Linked DNA regions of Mus musculus: all the other regions are linked to region 2. A link is a loop called in an ENCODE intact Hi-C map of the cell type or tissue named here. Cell type or tissue: left cerebral cortex. All regions are shown on one strand.

The links. Peaks named below come from ENCODE experiments on the same cell type or tissue, not always from the same donor. Only the 100,000 strongest peaks of a DNase experiment are listed, where the experiment ranks them.
Region 1: it touches region 2 in a loop (2.5-fold over the local background); 4 of 42 quality-filtered maps call a loop at or near these places.
Region 3: it touches region 2 in a loop (2.1-fold over the local background); 2 of 42 quality-filtered maps call a loop at or near these places.

What each region holds. Positions count from the first base shown.
Region 1 is chr11:35,977,286-35,985,285 of GRCm38, reverse strand. Wwc1 (WW, C2 and coiled-coil domain containing 1) reads left to right here and starts at 4,759. Exons shown (of 23, transcript NM_170779.2): 1 at 4,759-5,315. The coding sequence starts at 5,197. In left cerebral cortex, a CTCF peak has its summit at 4,662; DNase peaks (open chromatin) are centred at 5,786, 6,741, 7,236, 7,723 and 2 more places; H3K4me3 peaks cover 2,787 bases; H3K27ac peaks cover 2,199 bases.
Region 2 is chr11:35,852,371-35,860,370 of GRCm38, reverse strand. It overlaps Wwc1 (WW, C2 and coiled-coil domain containing 1), which reads left to right. Exons shown (of 23, transcript NM_170779.2): 17 at 184-275; 18 at 6,894-7,011. Among named protein-coding and RNA genes, the nearest start is that of Rars, 22 kb to the right of the region's middle. In left cerebral cortex, a CTCF peak has its summit at 7,434 (motif pointing right); DNase peaks (open chromatin) are centred at 203, 2,796, 3,503 and 7,428; H3K27ac peaks cover 782 bases.
Region 3 is chr11:35,910,468-35,918,467 of GRCm38, reverse strand. It overlaps Wwc1 (WW, C2 and coiled-coil domain containing 1), which reads left to right. Exons shown (of 23, transcript NM_170779.2): 2 at 3,183-3,292. Among named protein-coding and RNA genes, the nearest start is that of Wwc1, 66 kb to the left of the region's middle. In left cerebral cortex, no CTCF peak of the experiment used is centred here; DNase peaks (open chromatin) are centred at 1,826, 2,581 and 3,361.

The DNA.
Region 1 (8,000 bases), 120 kb before region 2:
TGTGACCCTGACATTTCTCATTTCTAGATCTCTGGCTCTGTTGGGAACCCACGAGTGAGAACCCACTGGAGAGGTGGGGGATGGAGCTCAGTTGAGAGAACATTTTGCAGGAAGCCCTAGGAGGAGGTGGTAGTAATGAGGGGCACAGCTAGGTGTGGTGATACATGCCTGTAATCCTAGCATTCAGGAGGTGGAGACAGGGGGATCAGGTGAAGACCCTTCTGTTCAGGGTCTTCCTCACAAAGTGAGTTTGAAGCCAGCCTGGGCTACATGAGAGCTCGTCTTTAAAAAAAACAAAACAAGCAAAACCAAAAACAAAACAAAACCTCACTGGAAGCCGACTCTTGGAACCTGGGCCCTGTTAGTAGAGTTAGTCGTTTGGCTTTCCAAGACTCAGTTCTGTTCTGTGGAATGGAATCAGTAAGAACAAGGGCTAGCCTCATTGGGCACAGCTTGTTTTGCAGCACTGTATTAAGCATTGAGGACCCAGAGGTAAATTAGAAATGTCTTCTGAGCCAGGCTTGGTGGCACACGCCTTTAATCCCAGCACTTGGGAGGCAGAGGCAGGCAGATCTCTGAGTTCGAGGCCAGCCTGGTCTACAGAGTGAGTTCCAGGACAGCCAGGGCTACACAGAGAAACCCTGCCTCAAAAAAAAAACAAAAAAACAAAAAAGAAATGTCTTCTGCCTAGACTCTCCTGTTGCCAAAGTTTGCTCTACCCAGACTTTCTCTCTGGCTTTGTTTTGTTTTTTTGAGACAGGTTTTCTCTGTGTAGCCCTGACTGTCCTGGAACTCACTTGTCTCTGCCTCCTAAGTGTTGGGGTTAAAGGTGTGCACCACCACTGCCCGGCCTGGCTTTGAATGTATTTTCTCAACCTTGAAACCACCAACTCCAGGGCACGGTTATGAACCTCAAGTAACACGTGACTGAACAGAGGGGATGTTATTGGCTCAGTCACCGAACATAACAGTGTGTGGTCTCCAGGACCCGTGGGTCGGACGGTATGAGGTAGGGAGGTATAGTCATGGAGTGGGAAGACAAAACCCAGGAGAGGTTCTCCAAGCCTCCAGTCCTTTAAAGCATGCAGATGCCAGCCAGAAACCACTTCTGAGATAGCCAGCTTTCTCTCCCTATCTTTCACTGTCTCTGTTTCTCCATCATTCCTCCTACTATTTACTTTATTGGTTTTATTGTGTGTCTATGCACATGTGATTGCTGGTACCTTCAGGCCAGAGGTGTAAGAGATACAGGCAGTTAGGAGCTGCCAGATGTGGGTGCTGGGAACAGAAACCATGTCCTCTTAGAAAGTAGTACATGCTCTTACCCAGTGAGCATCTCTCCAGCCTCCCTCTCTTTCTCTCCCTTCCCCCACCACACTCAGTTTCCCCTCCTCATTCCCCGTGAAATGCTGCCCCATCTCTTTACTTATTCATTTATTTACTTATTTATTATATATAAGTACACTGTAGCTGTCTTCAGACACTCCAGAAGAGAGCATCAGATTTTTTTATGGATGGTTGTGAACCACCATGTGGTTGCTGGGATTTGAACTCAGGACCTTTGGAAGAGCAGTCTGTGCTCTTAACCATTGAGCCATCTCACCAGCCTGCCCCATCTCTTAAGACATGTGCGGAACCTGGCCTTTCTTTTTTGCTGCAGTGAACACTGACTTTAAGATCATGATAACCTGCTGGCGAGATGGCTCAGTGGTTAAGAGTGGCGAATGCTCTTCCGAAGGTCCTGAGTTCAAATCCCAGCAACCACATGGTGGCTCCCAACCATCTGTAACAAAATCTGATGTCCTCTTCTGGAGTATCTGAGGACAGCTACAGTGTACTTACATATAATAAATAAATAAATCTTTAAAAAGGGGGGGGGCTGGTGAGATGGCTCAGTGGGTAAGAGTACCCGACTGCTCTTCCGAAGGTCCAGAGTTCAAATCCCAGCAACCACATGGTGGCTCACAACCATCTGTAAGGAGTGTCTGAAGACAGCTACAGTGTATTTACATATAATAAATAAATAAATCTTAAAAAAAAACAAATTAAAAAAAAAGATCATGACAACCTGTGGTGTTGTCTCCCATGAGCTGCCTAACAGTGAATGCAAATGCAGACTGGGTGTGGCTGGTAGTCTCTGCTCAGCCCCAAAGTTATCCATAGTTCCTAAAAGGAAGACCAGGAAGGCTGCCTGTCTCAGTTTGGATTCCTGTGGTTCAGTCACCTGCAGAATAACAACCAACTCAACCTATCATAAGGCTCAGCAGCTTTTACCTTTGGCGTGCTTGCCCTGGGCCTCTGAATGCCTAGAGATGATTCACCCGGCATTGCAGGGGGGCAGGCCACCATCTGTAGATTACATCACCCTGCTTGCAGCTTCTGGGAGATAACCTGGGATCCTAAGGCCTAAGCTTTAAGGAACCAATTGCTGTTCCAAGGCATGGTCTAAAGGTATAGAGGAACAAGCCACTGGAAAATGCCAAGCGGTGGGCATCTGGCATACAACACATTCATCCAGGAAGCTTGGAAAATAAGGCACACACACACACACACACACACACACACACCCTAGTTGGATGTGTCATAAGCAGACAAGCGTACTTTTCAGGAAGGAAAAGACATGGGTTGTCTGTGTTTTTTAGCAGAAAATAGTTCAGTTGAGCCACACTTTATAAAAGTGTGCTGGTCATCAGATCAGCCAGGGTGCTCCACGTGGACCCCTTGGTGATAGCTTAATCCCTTATTTTTCTCATTTCTTTCTTTCTTTTTTTTTTTTTTTTTTTTAATTTTTTGAGACAGGGTTTCTCTGTGTTCCCCTGGCTGTCCTGGAACTCACTCTGTAGACCAGGCTGGCTTCGAACTCAGAAATCCACCTGCCTCTGCCTCCCAAGTGCTGGGATTAAAGGCGTGCGCCATGATGCCCTGCTTCTCATTTCATTTTGCTCTTCCCAACCAGGTGGAGGGACTCTTCATTATCACATTTTTCTCAAGGGAGAGGCAGGAGGATGCTGAGCTCAAGGCCACCCTGGACTGCATAGCAAGAATCTAAAAAAACATTACAAACCCTCGATCTAAATACAATGAAGCATTAATGGTTGACCCTTCAACCATTGGTTTCACCGGTGCTAGGGTGCTTGTGTCTCTTCTTAGCTCCATCCCTGGCCATCTTGAAGTTCAGTGTCCTCATCTCCAGAACGAGGAGAAGTACAGTACCCTATCCAGGGCTTTGTCGTGAAGATTAGCTGAGATCATACTTGAAAACGCAAGCCTCGTATCAGATCAGCACGTGTTGGAAGTGATGGTTCGTTCACACTTGTGATCTCACACTTGGGAGGCAGAGGTAGGAAGGGGAGATAACCATAGTATAAGGCCAGGCAGAGCGAGGTCTCCCAGGCAAAAACTCAAAACAGATTGGCTGGTTTGGTTCAGTGAGGATGCATGCCTGGAGTTTGATCCTAACAGAACGGGGGAAGGAGGGCACTAGAAGTACTTATAATTGTGAAGGCTTTGCCCATCACAGGAAGTCTGGAGGGAGAACTCCCCAGCAGTTGGGTGGGTGGTGAGGACCTCCCTGAGATCTGAGATCCCTGGCTTCGAAGTATAATATTGATGGGATGGAGGAGGAGCTACACCCGTCCCCTATGTCCTCAGGGCATTTAGATTTGAGGAGCCCACCCTAAAACGCCTTGTGTATCAAACAGGGGATCCCCACACAGTACAGGGAGTTAACTGGTTACTCCCCACATTAAGGGATTGATTCAGACAAGGCGCTGGACTTCGTTCTTCCAGTCCAGTTTCCTGCCTCAGGCACAGTTACATTTGCACTGGGGGAAACACCAAACCTAAGAGGGAACTTTTTCCCCTTAATTCAATATTGCTAATGTCTCAAGACATTTACTTATTCTTGTTTCAGGGTTTGCCTTTTCTTTTCTCCTTTCTTTTCTCCTTCCTTCCTTCCTTCCTTCCTTCCTTCCTTCCTTCCTTCCTTCCTTCCTTCCTTCCTTCCTCCCTCTCTCTCTCTTTCTTTCTTTCTTTCTTTCTTTTCCTTCTCTCTCTTTCTCTCTCTCTCTCTCTCTCTCTCTCTCTCTCTCTCTCTCTCTCTCTCCCTCTCCCCCTCCCTTTCCTTCCTTCCTTATTTATTTATTTATTCCCCCCCCCCGTGTTTGCTAGTTTGACTCAGCCTGGAACTTTTGGATTTAAGTAATCCTTCTTCAGCCTCTTGAGTAGCCGAGAGACAGGTGCACTTCACTATGACTGGCAAAATATGTCCTTCCTTCTCCTCCCTTGCCACCCGCTGGAAGTCCTCTTAGGAAGCAGATCCATAGCATTCCTAATTTTAGGGACCCTAAGGAAAGCCAGCTACATTTGCAAATTACGGAGAGGAGGGTTGAAACAACACGGGGAGAACTGAATAGGAGGAAGACAGATGGTGTGAGTGCTGGGGGGGAAGGGACGAGAGATCCTGGAAAACTTATGTTCGCCGATTTGCAAGAATGTTTTCACTTAACCACTTCTTGCCTGACTCCTGGTTCTCAATCACAGAAAACAGGGTGTGTCAAGATTTGGGGCCACACGCGCCAAGAGCCCGGACACTCTGGCGTAGAGAGAGCCTAGCCTCCTGGGGCAGAACGGGGTGGTCGGCGATTGGGACTGTCCCACGAGGGGGCGCGTCTCGGGCTCTAGGACCCGCCCTCGCCGCGCTGGGCGCGGGGAGGAGACCCGGGAACCCTGGAGCCCGGCGCTCCGCCTCCCGTTTCCGGGGCAGCGCAGTTACCTGCACCGCCGGAGCCACACCTGGCGGAGGCAGAAGTCTCGGGGCGCGCGGCGGGGCTCCGGCAGAGGCTGCGGGCGGCGGCGGCGGCGGCGGCGGCGTGGAGCGCAGCGCGCAGCGGCAGGGGCAGGCAGGCGGCGGCTCGGGCCGCTCTCCTGGCTGGCTGGCCGCGGACTCGGGCCGGCTGGGCGCCGCGGCGGGCGCACATGGCAGCGTGAGAGGCGGGCGGCGTGGGGCTGGGGCCGCAGGGCCGCATGGACAGAGGCGCCACCCCGGCCGGCCCCCGTTAGGGCCCCCGATCCGTGGGCGCCACTCCCCGATCATGCTGCCTCGGCGGCCGCCTGGACCCAAAGCGGCCAGCCCGAGCCGCTGAGCCCCGTGGCGGCTGCGAGCTGCATGGGGGAGCGCGGGCCAGGCTCGGGAAGATGCCCCGGCCGGAGTTGCCCCTGCCGGAGGGCTGGGAGGAGGCGCGCGACTTCGACGGCAAGGTCTACTACATAGATCACAGGAACCGCACCACCAGCTGGATCGACCCGCGGGACAGGTAGGACCCGGAGTGCTCCGACCCGGACCCGGCACCGCGCCTGGGCCGCACCTGCCCTTAGTGTGCAGGGGGACTCTGCGTGTCTCTTAACAGGTCTTAGTTTGCCCCCTCTACATCCTCACCCCTCCTTGAGCTGTACAGGAGTACAAAGCTCTGAAGAGCTGCAGAGAGGGGCGGACGCCAAGCAGACTGCCGGCAGCCAGTCCCAGGTGGAGGACTTAGGCCCTTGTAGCACCTGCCCAGAGTTTTGACCTTAAGCTCTAGCAGGGTCCCCGGCTCATTTAGAAAGCGACGTCTGGCCAGGGTGAAGGCAAAGACCAAAACCAGATGAAGCGAATCTTCCCTGGGAACTCCCTTGGCTGAGGAGGGGTGATCTGGCATGGAGGGGTGGTAGGGAGCCCACGGGTCGCTGGGAAACTACTGGAGGAAGGACATTCTGGCGAAGAGAAAGCAGCTTTTTTGACAGGTGCTTCGTTGGCTGCCGAGAAAAGCTTTGGAGCAAGTCTGGGGAAGCCGGAGGTGGGAGGGGAGGGAGGGAGCGCGGGGGAGGGCAAAAGAGGGAGACTGGTTCTCCAGGAATCTCACAGCAAGTTGGAAGCTGTTAGGATGCAGATAGAGGTGAGAGGCCTCTGGCAAAGCCCTGCCTGCCCTAGCCTCCTCTCCTCCCTTCCTTCTGGGGCCAGAGGCTTCTCCACAATCCTGACCTTGGTGGGCACCTCGCTGGGTGTGCGTAGCATGAGCTTTTCCTGAGGCAGGTAGTCTTATCATCCCAGACTCCTTCCCACTTTCAGTTACTCACACCTGGCCCACATCTGCCCAGGAAGGAGGGGAGTCGTCCTTTGCCAAGAAGGAGTGTGGTCAAAGTATCCTAGGAATGTTAGATTTTCACTTGGTCTGTGACCTTGGGGGTTTGGTGCACGTAAAGCCACCCAGGATGAATTTTTTGAGCCTTTCATTTTATGGGGTTCAGATGAAGGGGATCTGAGACATCCAGAATGGGGTGTATAGCAAGATGAGGGTTAAAGAAAAACGTAGGAAGCAATGAGTTCACTTCCTCATGAGTTCGTTCGTTCATTCATTCATTCATTCATTCATCGTTTCTTGAGTTCCTACTCTGCTCAGCGCTAGTACTACAGAGTGTTAGACAGGCTGCTTTGATCTTTTGGCCTCAGTTTCCCCTTGTGTCTGATGAATGGTTTGCTTGGGAAGGAAGGAGTGATAGTGGAAACTCAGAAGCTAGACAGACAGGCCAGCCAGGGCTACACAGTGAGACCCAAAAGTTGGAAAGTTTTTAGAAAACGCAAGCCCAGTTCCTTCCCACATGCCTCACTCCACCTCTTCCCCCTCTCTTTCTCTGTGTGTGTTTAATAACGGTGTGTATGCCTGCTTGACAGTGTGTGTGCATATGGAGGTGGGTGGACAATTGTTACAGTCTAGTAGCTCCTTCCACTTCACAGCCTCCGTTTATCAAAGTCAGGGGTCAGGCTCAGGGGCAAACCGCTTAACCCACGAGCCATCTCACCAACTATCAACTCCAATTTCCCCTTGCTTGTTTGTTTGTGTATTGCTTCAAGATAAGATCTTACTGGGTATCCTTGGCTGGCCCAGAGATCTACCTGCCTCTGCCTCCAGATGGTTGGGATTAAAAGTGAGCACCACTTTACCCAGCTTATTTCCCCGTGTTTAAACGTAAGAGAAAAATCTGGAACCCAGAGATGTGATTTGCTCCTAGTGTTTGGCTATTTCCACTTACAAATTGTCCTTGTGCTCTGCCTTTTAACCTCTAATCTTGTCTAGTTCTCCCCAGGCCTCTCAGAGCGAGGTACTCCAGGGGGCTTTGTAACTGTGTTGGGAAGCTTGGCAACTTGTTACCCCTTAGAACAGACAACTTCAAGTTTATGTGTCCTCCAGCATAAGTCCCTGCAGCTGAGCCCAGGGTGCTGTGTGAGCCCAGGGTGCTGTGTGAGACAGGGTGCTGTGTGAGCCAAGGTGCTGTGTTTGTGGATGAGCACTGCTTTGCCAGCCTTGATGATGACCGAGCATCTGAGAGAATAATACAACATAGAAAACTTCTCAAAAAATGCCAGTCATGCGTTGCCCTTGGAAGAGGGCAAGTGGGTAGCTTCCCAAGAACTGATTTGACTAGAAGGTAATAATATGCCAGGTTGTAGAGGTGTGTGCCACATGTGTGGCTTTCTGGCTACCTGAACTGTTGCTTAATGCTTGCCTTTACACCAAGTCATTAAAAAATGTTTTTTTTTTTATCATTTTTACTCATGGGAAACTAGCAATCTCTAGTGCCATCAATAGAAAAGAATCTTTAAAAAGATACACCTCTACGTTGCCTACACTACTTACTATGAATCACCGTCTGCACCAGGCCAGGCCCAGCAACCTCTGCGTTCAGCAGACTGCCTTGGTGAGATGTCACAGCCATAGCAGTGCTTGCCGGAGCTGCGCACAGTCTTTACTTTTGCCTGCCTCTCCATCCCGCCTGCACTGAGTTTCTATGAAGCCCCGAGCTTGGGGTCAGGGCTGCAGATCACTCTTGTGGCCAGCCAGCCTTGAGAGTTTGGGGGCACAGCTTCTCCATCTTTAAAATCTCTTGTATGCCTGGTTAGAGGTTGTCCCTTTTAACCCTGCCAAGGTGGGCATGGGCTCGTAGCTTAACCTAGGTGAGGTTTG
Region 2 (8,000 bases):
TGCGGACTGCCTGATGAGACCAAAACAATACTTCCTGTGCTGAGTGACCAGAGGCCAGATGTTTGGCTGCACCAGCCTTTGGGATGCTCCCTGTGTTCTCTAGGAGGGTGACTTGGCTGGGATGCCTGGTAGGTATGGTAGCACCCAGGATCCCTGCCGACCTGGCGGACTCTGTCTCTGTAGGACGCTGTGTCTGCCTTGCTAGAACAGACAGCCGTGGAGCTAGAGAAGAGGCAGGAGGGAAGAAGCAGCTCCCAGACGCTGGAGGGCAGCTGGTAAGTGGCACATCCCCTGGGGCTAGACACAGAGGTCCCACATGTAGGTCATGGGCAGGTTCCCCTGAGAGCATCAAAGACCTGCGCTTGCAGTCGCTAGCTTAGCACAGTGGCACCTAAAACCCTTCCCCGGTTTGTGTTCCGTGAGTCCCCTGTGCCTTGCTCCCTCCTGATGTTTTTGTTTGTTTTGGTATGCCGACATTTATTTGTGCTTAAAGCCGACAAAAACAAAAAGCAAAAACAGTCACAGAGGCTCACATCTGCAATCCCAGCACTTGAGAGACGTATACAGAAAGATTGCTGTGAGTTCAAGGCCAATCTAGATGACACACAAAAAAGAAAAATGGGGGCTGGTGAGATGGCTCAGTGGGTAAGAGCACCCGACTGCTCTTTCGAAGGTCCAGAGTTCAAATCCCAGCAACCACATGGTGGCTCACAACCATCTGTAATAAGATCTGACTCCCTCTTCTGGAATGTCTGAAGACAGCTACAGTGTACTTACATATAATAAATAAATAAATCTTAAAAAAAAAAAGAAAAAAAAAGAAAAATGTAAGCTCTACTATAGATTTTAAATTTAAATCATTTGCCGTAAATTGTGCAGTAAGAATTGTACTTGCTTGCTAGGAATAGATGGAAGGAATAAGAGAAAAGGGAAGATTCTGGGTTGGGAATGAAGCTCACTGGCAGAATACTCCCCACACCTCTGTTCAATTCCCACCGCCAGAAGGAGAGGAAGAGGGGGAAGTTGTTGGAGTTTCTTTGTTACTTAAGAATAGGAGGAAATAATTTAATCTTCCAGTCCTCAATGATGCTGGGAACCCAGGCTTTGTCCTCCCCACCCCACCCCACAGCCACTGCCCATGCTTGCTGTCTTCACCATGAGACCTCATTATTGAAGCTGCTTTATAAGGACAAGATGACCGTTGTATGCCCTGCCATGAGGCAGTCATCCACCAGGAAAGATTAAAGATGGATATGCTTGTGTATCTCACAGCCCAGTTCTTCTGCAAGGCACATAGAGCACCTTCCACGTGTTTCTCCTTGGCTCCCCTTGTCCACTCCACTGTGAGGGAGATGGAGAAATGATCACTGTTGCTTAGATGTGAAAATCAAGTCTCTGCCACTGAAGCAAAGAGGCAGGAATGGATCGGAGGCAGAGGAGCTAGCTCCACCTCAGAGGGGAGCTGGAGAAAACCAACAGCTTCAAGGCTTGGCCCCTCCTTATATTTAAAAAGAAAAGCAGGGGTTGGGGGCGGGGGGCATCGAGCTTTGCTGAAGACCTACTCCATAGAGAAGACGGGCCCCACTGTGTGATACAGTGTTCCATACCATGAGGCTCAATGCTGCCGAACTCTTTCACAAGGACAGCAAGATGGCACCACACGCAGCAGCAGCCAAGACCTCTGCTAGGGTCTCAGTGCTGACTTTGTAAAGGGTTTTTTATTTGTCTGTTGTCATTTGAGACAGGGTCTCACTTTAAAGTCCCTGCTGTCCTGGAACTCACTATGTCTATATACCAAACTGGCCTTGAACTCCACCCCCCACCCACCCCAAACCCCGCCCTGAGAGCCACCTGCTTCAGCCTCCCCACTGCTGGAATTAAAGGCATGTGCCACCACATCCAGGTATACTTTTAAAAATCTACATGTAGTAGGGTGATAGTGACACACACCTTTAATTCCAGCACTTGGGAGGCAGAGGCAGGCGGATCTCTGAGTTTGAGGCCAGCTTGGTCTACACAGAGAAACCCTGTCTTGAACACCCCCACACACAAGTAATCGGCAAGTAATTATTGTACACATGCAGGAGACAGCTTCATAATTTAGTAGCTGCAGTATGTCATGGTCACTTTGTTCTTCCAGCTTTTATTCTGTTTTTGAGATAGCACCTGACTATGGAGCCCTGGTTAGCCTGGCAGTCACTCTGCAGACCAGATTTCTGGATAATCCTCTAACCCCTGCCTACACTATGCCCAGTTTCTTTTAATCATTCTTATACACAGCCAGACAGTGCAATTGCATGGCAGAACTTTCCTGTCTGAGTCACGTGGTGCTCACCATGTCACCTCTCTTCTCTTGCAACTACCATTCTCCCTCCTTATCTGTGAGGTCAACTTTTTTGATTCCATACATAAAAGATAGGGGCAGCGTTTGTCTTTCTGCACCTGGCTTCTTTCCCTTAGCCTAAGGTCCTCCAGGTCCTTATCTGTTGTCACCGGTCACGTGTCAGCTATCATGGCTGACTAGCGTTCAGTGTACACAGACCATGCTTGCTAGTGGATACCTTGGCTGCAATGAACAGGGGCTGAGCAGACGTTCTAGTGCAGTCAACACCTAGAAGACACACTCAGTACCTCTTTTCTGTGTTATCATTGTTGGAGTCCTGAATTCTGTAATTGATCTTGGAAGGAGCCTCCCCCTACAATCTTTAACTCCAGGGGCCACCGTATGTTTCCGGGACAGGACCAGATGGTAAATACCATCTGCTGTGGCTACACAGCTTCCGCTATGTCTCTCAAGTTACCTCTACCGTATGAAAGCAGCGTATGAAAGGACCATGAGTAACTAGCAGCCAAGCCTGTGTTCTATCAACAGTCCCATCTATGGATGCTGGAGCTGACATTTCTTAGTACTTGTTCATGCCTCAATAATCGTTGCCCTTTCTATTGAGGTGCTTTAAAAATGGGCTGGGGAGTGTGGGTGAGTTGATAGATACTTGCCTAGCATGCACAAAGTCCTGGGTTCAATTCCCCAGCACTCCATGAACTCGGTGCGATGCCACATAGCCTGTAATTCCAGTGCATGCGCTCTGGAGGTGAAGGAAGGGGGATCAAATTTCAAGGTTATCCTTGGCCACATAATGAGTTCAAGGCTAGCCTGGGATACTCTGAAACGCTGGCATCACCTAAAAATAACTATAAAAGCAATTCACAGCTTCAACTGCCCAGGAGAGAAAGCAGCAGGCTGGACTGGGCCCACTGGTGAGAGTTGCTGACATACACACTCTTTTGCCATCTCTCCCTGTGATGAAGAGCATACCAGGCCACTGGAATCTTGTATTCTTTTGTTTCTGGGTTGGTCACAGTGTCCCTCTCACTCTTTCTATCCCTGGCAACCCCTATGCTGACAGTCACCCAACCTAAGGTCTGATGCCAGAATCAGCCCAGGTCCCCTCTCCCCACACCCTGGCACAAGATCAGTGCTTTCTCCTGAATTCCAAGCTAATGCTGAGACTTTTCAAGCTGTCTCCTAGCAACCACCTTCTGTTCTTGCTCCCCTCGTGGCCCCCTCTCTCCCCACCCCCTGCCATTCACACTTCCCAGATGCCAGCTTACAAAGAGGGCCAGGCCTCCCAGAGCTTCTGTGGTGGGGTGGGTCCATCTGCAAGCTCCCTTTCCGGGGCCTGGAGGTGGCTTTTGATCCTGGGGCGATCATTGGCTTCGGTGCACCTGCTCCGCTCTGGAGTCCAGTGGAGGTCTCCCGAGATCACCCCTCGGCACTAGGGCACTTGCAGTATTAAGGCCCAGTGCATCTCTGCTACCCTCGCCCCCTCTCTTTTTAACCCCTTCATCGCAAGCCTTCAGAGGAGCATAGCTCTCCCTTGGCCTGTTCTGTGGCAGTGCTGGCCTCCAGCTCTCTGAGATCAGGTGTATATCGCCACAGACAAGTAGAAAACTGCATTTGTTTCTTTTAAACAGTCACAGGCAAAACAATACTTGTAGTATTAGAAACCGTAGAAGAGGCAGTGGGGTGGCTCAGTGTGAAAAGGCGCTTGCTGCCAAGCTTGGTGACCTGAGTTCAATCCCCAGAATCCACACGGTAGATAGAGCAAGAGAATCAATTCCTGGGAATTACCCTCTGTCTCCCACAAGTGTTCTGTAGCATGCCCAGACCCTCACTCACATACATGTGTACACACACACACGATAATTAACCAGAAAGAAATCACAGGAAAACATACATTGTCTCAAACCTTGGGAGAGTAAAGGCCCAGATGTGTGTCTGTCTGAGGCAGTGCTCACACGTGTCCCTGCTGTGTCCCTGAGCCCGAGCATGTCACCTCTTAATACATATGTCACATTCTCTGGTAGGAATTATTAGACAGGAACATGCACTTTCCAGCATTTAACTGAACTACTGTGCTAACCTAGACTATGTACATTTGGGGCTGGGGATCCAGCTCAGTAGCAGAGTGTTTGCCTAGTACAGAAGTCCAGGGTTCGACCTCCAGCACCGCCTGAATGAAGCCAGTGTTCCTGGCTTGACAGATAATGCCACTAACTTGCCTACGAATCGAGCATCGCTTGCTCACAATCTCACTGTACTTGGAGAAATGTCAGCTGGCGTTTTTCGTTTGTTGCTTGGTTTGCCACTGCAGTGGGTGAAAGATGCTGTGTGTGTTGTTTCTCTGCACTGTTGAGATTGAGCTCAGTCTTCCCCCCTCGCCCTCCCCCCCCCCCCCCCGCACTCCCCCCCCCCCATGTTCCTGGAACATTTCAATCAGATTCACAGTAAAATAGCAGAGACTAGCCTATCAGTCAAGTGTTCAGTTGGGCTAAGCCACCTAGCTGCTCCCTGTTAGCAGCCTGTGACACTGGGTGAGGCTGTCAGCTCATGTACCTGTGAGGTGACCACACTTCCCCCTCAGCACTGTTGACTTTCTCAAGCAGCCAGGAAGGGCTGGTGAGTGAGTGGCTCCTGCAGGCTGCTCTCGATGTTGGTTACCTTGTGGATCTGAGTGTCTAAGGCTATCGAGGCTACCGAGGAGACAGGAGAGCAAAGATCTCCTTGTCAGAAGTTCCCTCCTTAGTGGGGAGGAGTTTCCATCGAACAGAGGTTGACTGTCCCCACTGGGGAAGCCTCCGGGAGAGGCTGTGTTTCCCCACAGTGCACCTCACGGTAGACTGTGTGTCACATTCTGCTTTGGCTGGGATTCTAGTGGCTCAGTATGGTGATGCTGCTTCACACAGGCCAGGGCTTGGCAGCCATGGACATCTTTGAGAAGTCAAGATGTCAATTACCATCCAATATATGCAGCCTATTAGTCTCACAGTTCCTTCCAGCCCTGGAGACCAGGGGACCGGGGACAGGATATGTCACCAGAGTACAGGCTGTTCAGCAAATGATACTGAACACTTAGCTGTATGAATGAGAAATTTAATTTTTATTCTTATCTTACCTCAACCAAAGGTTAGTCCGGTTTGGGCCACAGAACTGAAGCGTCAGAACAGAAATGATAGGAGATTCTGTTGGCTGGGATAGAGCTCCGTGGTAGGAAGTTGGCCTCAGCGTGCCTAGGGTCCTGACCTCAATCCCAGGATAGCCATAAAGAAATAAGTAATCAGGTCAGGTGCACACCTCTGATCCCAGCAAAGGCCGGCAGATCTCTGAGTTCAAGGCCAGCCTGGACCACAGAGTAAGTCCAGAACAGAGAAACCCTGTCTTGGAAAATAAGGCAAAAGGAAACAAACAAAAGGTAGAACGAACCTTATCCACCTGATGGGTATCTTTATAAAAACACGCGAGGAGTCACCAGGCACTCATGATCACAGAAAATACCAAGTGAAGACAGTGGGAAGGAGCCTTCCTCTGCAAACCAAAGAAAGGGACCTCAGGAGAAGCCGTACAATCTGTGTAGCCTTGATCTTGGGTATCAGCCTCTGGAACTGTAGGCAACACAGCTCTCGGGTGTTTCACTGTGGCCACCTTAACCAACAATGCAATATCTAACAGAAATGACAACCTGGCTCCCTACCAAACACTTGTCTGCAGGTGTCCATAGAACTTTGGTCACGATATGTGAGAGATGGCCGCAGTGGTCACAGTATGTAAGAGATGGCCGCAGTGGTCACGGTATGTGAGAGATGGCCGCAGTGGTCACGGTATGTGAGAGATGGCCGCAGTGGTCACGGTATGTGAGAGATGGCCACAGTGGTCACGGTATGTGAGAGATGGCCTCAGTTTGGTATTCAGAGATTGATGAGGTGCTAAGCACCCCACATCCAGTGGAATATTATGCAGTAATAAAAAGGAAACGGGCTGCTGATGGTTGTAGGGCCTAGAGGAACTTCACAACACACTAGCAAAAGCCGAGGACACTTGAGCATGAGTTGTCTGAGTCTTCTTATAGGAAACTCAAGAAACATCTAATTCAATCTGTAATACCAGAAAGCCCACCGGGGGCCACCAGGGAACACAAGGGAGGCTAGGTGGCTAGGGTAGATAGAAGGGCACTTTTCTCATATGAAATGTTCCATATCTTAGCACCCCCTTCTGGCTTCTATGGGCACTTGCACTCAGATGCACGCATTCAGACAAGAATGCACACATACATGCACACACACACACACACACACACACACACATACACAAATTAATAATAGAATCGGTTTTTTTGTTTGGGCCCTAGAGATAGTACCTGGCACATCAGACATGCTAGGAAAATGCTTTGATACTAAGCTCCAGCCAGCCGCATATTGAAGGTTCTTTTGATAAATACCCTTAAATACCCTTACAATCATAAGTCTTAGAGACCCTGCCTGGATGCACTTCTGCGCAGGGAAATAGAGGCTAAATGGTGTCTGGGGAAAATAACCATAGCATTATGTCACCACAGGACGTACGAGGAAGAGGCCAGCGAGAATGAGGCAGTCGCTGAGGAGGAAGAGGAGGGAGAGGAAGATGTCTTCACTGAAAAGGTCTCTCCCGAGGCAGAGGAGTGCCCAGCATTAAAGGTAAAAAGAGGCAGTCAGAGAAGATGATCTTTCCTCTGTGTCTGGGCTGTCAGAAAAGGCTCTTGACCTCAGGGGACAGCTCTCCACGTGGGCACTGTGCTCAGAAGTGGCAGTCCCTGTGCCTGATTTGGAGACAGCGGTGCACTAGAAGGGGCTGATGCGCCCCTACCTTTCCTTCTGTCCTCTGTGGAGTCCCCGTTTCTCAGATCTCAAGCCTTGCAGTCTTAGTTCGGAGCCCAACTATGCCCCTAAGTAGACTTGGGTAGCTAGCTTCATTCCCATCCAGCCTCCATTTCATTATCTATAAAATGCACAGGGTAACACCAGCCTTGAGATCTCCTGGAGCCGAGATCTGTATTGTCAGTGCCCTCGGGAACAAAACAAGTACTTTTTCTGACTCCTCTACACTGGGATCTCCCACCAGAGGGCGCTATAATCACACTCAACATGTGCTGTTCCTGCTAAGTTTCTGGGCTGTGCTTGTGTCTATTGCCAGTAGCTGCTATATGTAGTCAATAGAGAACATGATGGTTGGTTGGTTGGTTGGTTGGTTGGTTGGCTGGTTGACTGGTTGGTTGGTGTTTGTTTGTTTGTTTGTTTGTTTTGACAGGATCTCACTGTGTAGCTCAGGCTGCCTTGAACTCAGTTTCCTGAGTGCTGGGATTATAAATTTGCGATACCATGCTTTATCATAGACCTATTGCCAAAAGGAGTTTTGCTAGTTGCCTCCTTAATTCCAGAAAAATATCAGAGTACTGGCTAGGAGCATTACTCTGGGGGCTAGGAGGTCTTGGATGTAGCTGGTACTTAAGTACGCACACTAGGACCTGAGTTCCGCTATGGTTTACAGGAGCTGCTGGGGCCAGCATTATGAGAGCCCAAGAAGTTCATCTATGACTATGGCCAAAAGCGAAATAATAGAAGTGGGAGTTGCCAAGTAGACCAAGAGAGGGCTCTGAGACTTGGGGGACAATTGGTGTAAAAACTGA
Region 3 (8,000 bases), 58 kb before region 2:
CTACTACCCAGAGAGGGAACATGGCTTTCATAGCATGCTTTGTAGGCCTAGATAAAAACGTTGTTCAATACTTAATTATGCTTACTTTATAACTGTTACCACAAATTTAGTTTAACGTAAAATTGGAACTATGTTAAAATTCTCGTATCTAGTTTTTTTCTTTGTTTTACTTTGTTTTAAGTTAGGTTCCTACTATGTAGTCCTGGCTGTCTTGGATCTTGCTATGGAGACCAGGTTGGCCTCAAACCTACAGAGCTTGGCCTCAGTCTCTGCTTCTGACTCTGCCCCTTTCTGCCCCTGCCTCTTCTGCCTCTCCTGAGTGCTGAGATTAAACGCATGTGCTCCCATACCTGCCTAGATTCTTTTTTTGTAAGTTCAGTCTCGTGTAGCCTAGGCTAGCTTCCAGTTTGCAGTGTAGCCAAGGCTGACCGTGAGCTTCAGCACCCGCCCCCAACTTCATGGATTGCAGGTGTGTACCCCGTACACAGTTGTATGTGATGCTGGGGGAATGGACTGGGGACTTTGAGCATGCCAGGTGAGTATTGCCTACTGAGTTATAGCCCTAGCCTCAGACAACATTGTAACTCAAATCTGTTTCTCCCCACTCCTCCCCCCCTTCCCTTCCCCTCTTGCCCAGTTTCCTTTTCCTTTCCAGCTCTCTTGAGAACATTATAGGCTTTTAACCAGGCATACTGTTGTGAACCTGTGACCCTAGCCCTCAGGAGGCTGGAGACAGACATACCAGGAGTTTGAGGCCAGCCTGGGTTACGTAGTAAACCCTGTCTCAAAACAAACAAAAGATAAAATAAAATGAACAAACGAAAGACTATTGTAGCCTTCTTAGCCCCAGTTTCCCCTTGTGTGTTTCGTACATACAGGCACACATAGGTACACAGGCCCAAGGTTGACTGATATCAGGGATCTTCGTTGGTCACTCATCTAACTTACTCTTTGAGAGAGACTGTCAGCCAGATGCAGAGAGAGCATCCCAGGATGGACAGTGTCACTAACCACCTTGCTCCAGGAACTCCTAGTCTCTGCCTTCCAAGGCTGAAGTTACAAGTGGGCTGCCACACTCTCACCTTGCATTTTGTGGGTTCTGGGGAGCTAAACTCTGATGATCTTGTAAACACATTAACTGCCGTGCCATGCCGCCTCACCCCCCCCACCCCACCCCCAGCTTTCCTGCTACATATTTTAACTTCAGATATGATTCCTGCTACATATTTTAACTTCAGACATGACCGTATTTAACCTACCCAGCAACCTGAAGAGTTACATTAGTCCCCACTTCACAGATGAAATTTTCTGAGGCTCTGGGAGATTAAGTTCTTGCCCAACTTACACAACCAAAGAACAATGCGTATTGGATCCTTATTTGATTATAGTTCTTAGTTTGTTGCCTATAAAAACATACCCCTGGCCCCAGTCACATGGAACCACAGTCTCCCACAATGCAGGAATGAATTATTAACCAAAGCCAATTGGTGGCTACAGGTCACAGTCTCTGAAACCCTGAGTATGAAGCAGGCGGGTGAACACGTCTGGGTCTGGTGTGCCAGTGGCTTTTTCAGTGTCACTGTGTCTCCTTGTCCCTATGTAGCTTTACGTTTGGTTTAGATGTCATCAACTTCCCATCTCTCTATCTAATGCCTACAACGACGAGCTTGCAGAGAGAAAAGCCATTTTAGAGGCTTCAGTCTATAAATGACTGTCTTGCCTTGAGCTTGTATTGAGGCGACGACAGATCTTGACAGGAGTATGTGACAGAGCAAAGCTGTTCACTTCATAGCCAGATGGCAAGAGATGAGAAGAAAAGGCTGGGGTACCACTCTCTCCTTTTCAGGAAGCACACCTCCAGTGATCTCACTGCCTAAGGGCTCCATCATTTCCTATAGCACTCAGCCAGGAGCCAAGCTTCTAACACATAGGCCTACAGCAAAGAGTCTAAGAAGAGAGCAATCATCCAGGTTAAGGAAGAGATGGTCAAAGCATCACCCTTCCTGTTCCATTGTACCTCAGCTTGCTAATCTGTGGAAAGAAGGCAAAACAGTCTCTTGGGCTTCCAGAACTGACTGGAATGAGGAAAGAGCAGACAGAAACTCGGGAATATTAGAATGAGTATTTTAAGGCCAGGGAGATAAATATGGCAGCTGTGTAGCCTGCTGGCCTAAATTCCCTTTCTAAAGCCCAGCAGTGGTACAAAGTTGCAATTCCTGCTGCATGGTGGGAGTCACACAGTAACAGAACAAGAGAAACCCTATCTTGGGCTAGAACTGATAACCAAAAGTTGTCCTCTGACCCCCACATGGGCGTGAAAACATGTGATTATTCTAGACAGAGGCAGCACTGGGGACACCTGGAAGTGGCTGTCTCGGGAAGCCACTGATGCCATGTGTTAGTTTCCTGGCTCCCGGTTCTCTCGCTGAACCCCTGGACAAATGGTGTGTGGTGCAGTTTTCCAGCCTTGACACGCCTTGGCTGCTTCAGTTACGTGATTTGTTTATCTGTCTGATTTTGCCACTAAGGCTTGGGTGATGACCACCAGTTCACACCCTACCAGTTCACACCCTACGAGATGGGGCCTCCGAGAGTTATTATTGCCAAATGATCAGTTTGAGCAGCCCGGCTGAGGAGAGCCAGCAGTGGGTGCAGGCATTTGAGATCCAACTCAATCAGCAAATAAATGCGGCTTGCTGGCCCAGACTGCTGGGGCTGGAGCGTCTGTTGCTCTAGAGCTCACGGGAGGCCAGCTTTTCAAAGGGCAAGTGGGCATGACAAATAAAAGACAGAGCCAGGACAAAGACCAGAGCGGGGCGGGCCAGCCAGCTACAGGTGGAAAAGCCAGAAGGGGCTGGAATCTGAGTCACAGAGCCAAGACTTGGCCTTAGAGCTGCTGTGCAAACTCTCACCTGGAGATGCAGAAACCCAAGGTCCAGACAGAAAGATGACTTGCCGAAGTCACTGCCACGTTAGAGGTAAAATATTTGGACTAGAATGTAGAGACCTCCCCCCATATCCTTACCCTGATGCTACTGTAGAACAGCTTCCCCTTCCCAGACAATCAAGGCACAGAATGTCTGGATCTGCAGGAATGGGGAGTTCGGAAAATAGCACATCGCAGCAGTGTTGGGAAATGCAGGCTAACGGACTGTGTCTCTGTCTCTCGTCTTCCTTGCCAGGTACACCAAACCACTCACCTTCGCTGACTGCATCAGTGATGAGTTACCGCTGGGATGGGAAGAAGCATACGACCCACAGGTCGGAGATTACTTCATAGACCACAATACCAGTAAGTTCTCTGCCTCCCTGCCCCTCCCCAGGCCCCGTCCCCACGTCTGTCCCCTTCCCTTCTCGAGCCCACCTCCACAGACGCACCAGCCGAGCCTTGAAGGCAGATTGTGTTTTGTTTAATGTAGACTTAGAGATGTCTGCGCGGATATAGATAGATAATGTATGCTCTTGTGAAAACAACAGTTCAGAAGGTTTTTTTTAATAGAATCTGAAACTTCTCTCAGCTCTAGCCTGCTCCTCAGTTTTAGAGGCTGACAGTTTCTCCTTTATAAAGTCAGCATATCGTTTCTGTAATATTGCCAATCGTGTGTTTGTACGTGTGCCTACATACATATTTTTGCATATGTTTATGAATGGCTTCTTTTCCCATTAAAAAAATAGCTGCTCATAAGAGTATCTGAAGCCCTAGCAAGCTTCTAGCTTGCTAGATACTCCTAGCATCTTATGTAGATGTATGTAAGTCCTTAGTAGATTAACATGTGAGCCAGCCGACTTTCATTTCCTATGTGTGACCATAGTAATCAATCTAAGATGAATATCTCCACTATTGCTCTCGCCTTCTGGGACCGTGACGGGGGAACTGTGAAAGACAGAAGTGTGTTGTGGTGGGAGAAGTGGAGGAGAACAGGGAAGAGTTGCCTAGCTGAAGAGAGATGCAGAGGGGCAGACTTTCCCCATCTTAATGCTAAGTCTTTAGAACCGTAAGATGGTTGTTATCCTTGCAGGCAAGAGGAAGACGAAAGGGAATGGGATTAGTCTGGCACAGTCTGAAGGCTGATAATAGGCCACCAACTCCTAACTCCCCTCTGCATCCTGAGTGTACACTCTTGCTGTGTGCTGCAATAGAGTCTCAGTAGGCAGTGTCGTACTCAGCCCCTGTGGCTGATTATCTTCATCTTACTGAGTTTTAGAGGTATCGATTGGCTGCTCAATACTCAGAGATAAAACCTGGCTGAAGCTGAGCATGGTAGTGCACACCTGTAATCCCAACCCCAAGAGGCTGAGAATGAAAGTTATGAATCTGAGGCCAATCTGGAAAACAGTGACGTTTCCAGTGTAGCTTTGGGCCCATCTCAACAAGGGGGAAAGGAGAAAATGTGGCTGACCTGGGATTTGAACTGATGCCGAAGGATGGAGTTGTACTTCTGTTCTTCCACTTCCCCTTCTAATTTTCCTCTACCTGCTATCACTGTCTTCTGGGGAAGCTGCTGTGTCTAATTCTATCCAGTTCTAAGCCTTTCCCGAGGAGATACACAGTAGTTGTGCACTTAACCCTTGCTAAGTAGAGAAGGGCCTATGTGGGTGGATGCATGAATAAGTAGATGAATGAGCGGACTGTGTTGGCAACAAAACATGGAAGGGTATCTGAGAGACAGCTAATGGCGTTAATGTCATTGTTGAGGATAGGAAAGGATTTTATTAGCACTCATGATTGCTTACCAGCTAATGAGAAGTAAATATGCCTAATTGAGTGTGTATGGGGAATGAGGTCAATGCTTGGAGGGCTGCATCAGATGCTGGGTTAAATGCTGATGGACCGGAGCCCTAATCAGCCCTACCCTGTTTTCAAATTGCTGAGAGCATCCCCCTCATTAAAGTCTCATGGCAGGAGTGGGATTTTAACGTGCTTCTGGGAGTTGCTGGAGAAACAGAAGGGAGGGGGGACCAGCAGGCTGTGGCGGAGCTAATTCTCCAGGGGATGATGGCAGAAGTGGGGTGCCTGTGTCTGTGTGTGTGTGTGTGTGTGTGTGTGTGTGTGTGTGTATGTGTGTGTGTGTACGTGTGCACATGCTGAGGGTAATAAGATGAGACCAAGCGGGAAGATGTTATCTGGTGGTTTAACCAGCTCACAGGCTTTACCTTTGGTTTGGAAGTAGTATTGTTGGCTGGAAGATGCTGTATCTGGAGATGGCTATATTGAGACAAATGCAAGGTGAACATTGCAGCTTTAATCATTCAGAGCTATGAACCCGGAGCGGTCTTACGCATATATTCTGTTCTTGGGCAAAATTCTTCACTAAATCTGTCTTAGTTTGGTTTTTGTTGTTGGAACAAATACCCTGACCAAAAGCAACATGTAGGTCAGAGGATATTTCAGCTTACAGCCTACAAGTCCATTGTGAAAGGATATCAGGGAAGGAGCTCAAGGCAGGAATCTGGAGGCAGGAACTGAAGCAGAGATCTGAAGGAATACTGTTAACTGGCTTGTTCCCCATGGCTTGTTCAGTGAATTTCTTATCCAACCCAGAACCACCTGCCTAGGGATGGTACCACTTACAGTGGGCTAGGCCCTTCCACACCACTAGCCCCACAGACGTTCCTACAGGTTAATCTATGGAAGCAATGTCTCAGTTGAGGTTCCCTCTTCTCAGACAATTCTAGTTGTCTGACATAAAACTAACAAGCAGATCCATTTGGAACTGGGCTCTACAACTCTGCATTTTGATTGGTTTTAATTTTCTGTAGTGGTCTCCTGTTGCAAAGAGAAGTTTTCTTGATAAGGAGACTACACTTGTCAGTGGGTATAAGGATAAATGTTTATACATTGTTGTCAAGGATTATGCTAATTTAGTAAATTAGTGGCTGTAGATTCTCCTTCCATAACCAAGACTTCATTAGCACTGAGTGGTTACCCTCTTGTTGGTCGGATCTTAAATCCAATTAGAGAGCAGTTAGTTACCACCAAGGCATTGTGCCACTACTGCCCCCTTAGGGTTATCATGCCATGCTGGGTAAGACTGCTGGCTGCCTCCTTGCTTTGGAAGCTTGTATGTACCTACTGGTACAATAAAGCTAGTCTTCAAGGAGAGGACATTCAGGTCAAATCCAGTTCCAGGGTCTCATTTTTTATTTTTAGTTAATTTTTTCATAAGCTTAGTCTATTACTTGGCTAGTTTTAATTTGTAGTTCTTTGCATAGTAACAATGTTGAATGTTTCCCAGATGTTCAACTGTTTTTGTTTTTTTTTTTAAAGCTACTCTTCATGTTGTGTCACACTGTCAGAAAATACTGTGTTGCTAACTTTGTGAAAAGCTAGTGTGTGGTGTGTATAAGAAACAGGAGGGATGGGTATGTTGGCACAGGCCTGTGATCCCAGCACAAGGGGTAGGAGAGAAGATGCAAAGTTGCTGAGTGTAGTAGTTGTATACCTTGCATGGAGAGTGTGTGTATAGGATGAGATCTGGAGCTTAAGATGGAGTGAAGTGGTTGTCTACAATAAACTAAGATACTGTCGAGGTGGCTGCCTTTTTGTGGGGAGAATAAAAGCCAGGGAAGGATATTTTTGGTCGTACACTTTGTAGTATGCTTAACTGTTCAACTTCTTCATAACTTGATACAGACCGACAACATGGATAACTTCAGTAAGAACAGGAACTGAAAAAATTAGCCAGGATGATCTTGAAGTGCCTACTCGGGTAGGACACTATATATTGTGAGGAACAACCATGGCAGCTGTGGGGCTAGGCTCTAGGGGGCCACTTTACAGAATGACTAGTTCAAAATCAGCAACATTTAACATGATTCCAACAAGGGACCTTCTGAGTGCCTGGTTCCCCATAGAATAGTGTTGTTGGTACAATTGCTTTCCATATGGAAAAGTGGTAGAGGAGGGGACTCTTTTCCTCTATCCCTACCTCACACCATATGGGAAAACATTAAAAACAACGGGCCACAACCCTAAACATAAAAGCTAAAATTATAAAACACCTAAAAGAAAACACAGGGAAAACCAAGCCTGCTGTGATAGCATAATATGTCTGGTCTCAGCAAAGGATACTATACTTCATCTTAGCTACAATCCTGAGATGTGAGGGTTCCGGCATTAGAGAGGTTGGAATGAGCAACCACCTGAGACCAGAAACTCAAGATCAATTGCAGGGGGGGAGGGGGTGGGGGGAGGGTAAGGAGAATGAAGTAGGAGAAAATCTAAAACATTTTGAGACACACACACACATATTTGGACAATACACCAAAAACATTAACCATCAAATGTAGTTTAGCTTCTTCAAACTAAAGCCTTCTCTCTCTCTCTCTCTCTCTCTCTCTCTCTCTCTCTCTCTCTCTCTCTCTCTCTCCAAAAGATGCCTTTTTCAAAAGAAACTGGCAGTGTAAGCCAGAGATAAGGAAAAAATATAAATTAGAAACTGAGGCATAAAACATTAATACCCTTGACCAATAATTCCTCCTGGGACTCAGAGTATATAAAGGACTCTTACATCAAGAAGCACAAATATATGCTTACTATTTATCATGTTTTTATACAAATATATCACTGCCTGAATTTTAGAAATTATGTTTATGATAAATTAATATGGGAGGAATTATTGGTCAAGGTTATTAATGTTTTATGCCTCTGTTTCTAATTTATATTCTTATGCTATTATATTTTATATTGCTAACAGAGTACAGGATGCCCATTCATGTTTTTTGAAACTGATGAGTGCTTGTCTTTCCTTTTACACTGAGCCATAGCAGATGGCCTTAAACCTCTATTATGCCCTTAACCTATTCCTTCTTTTGGTTCTTCTCAGACAGAGCTTGGTGTTCAGTTTGAAAACTGATCTTAAGTTGTTTTTTTGGTTGTGTGACAAATCCTGGTGGAATTGCTTTGCCATGTAGTGAGTTTAACCCATTTATATTTATTGGCTATAATATACTCATCAAGATAAACTCATCAATATAAAATGACGAGTCTCTGTACATCA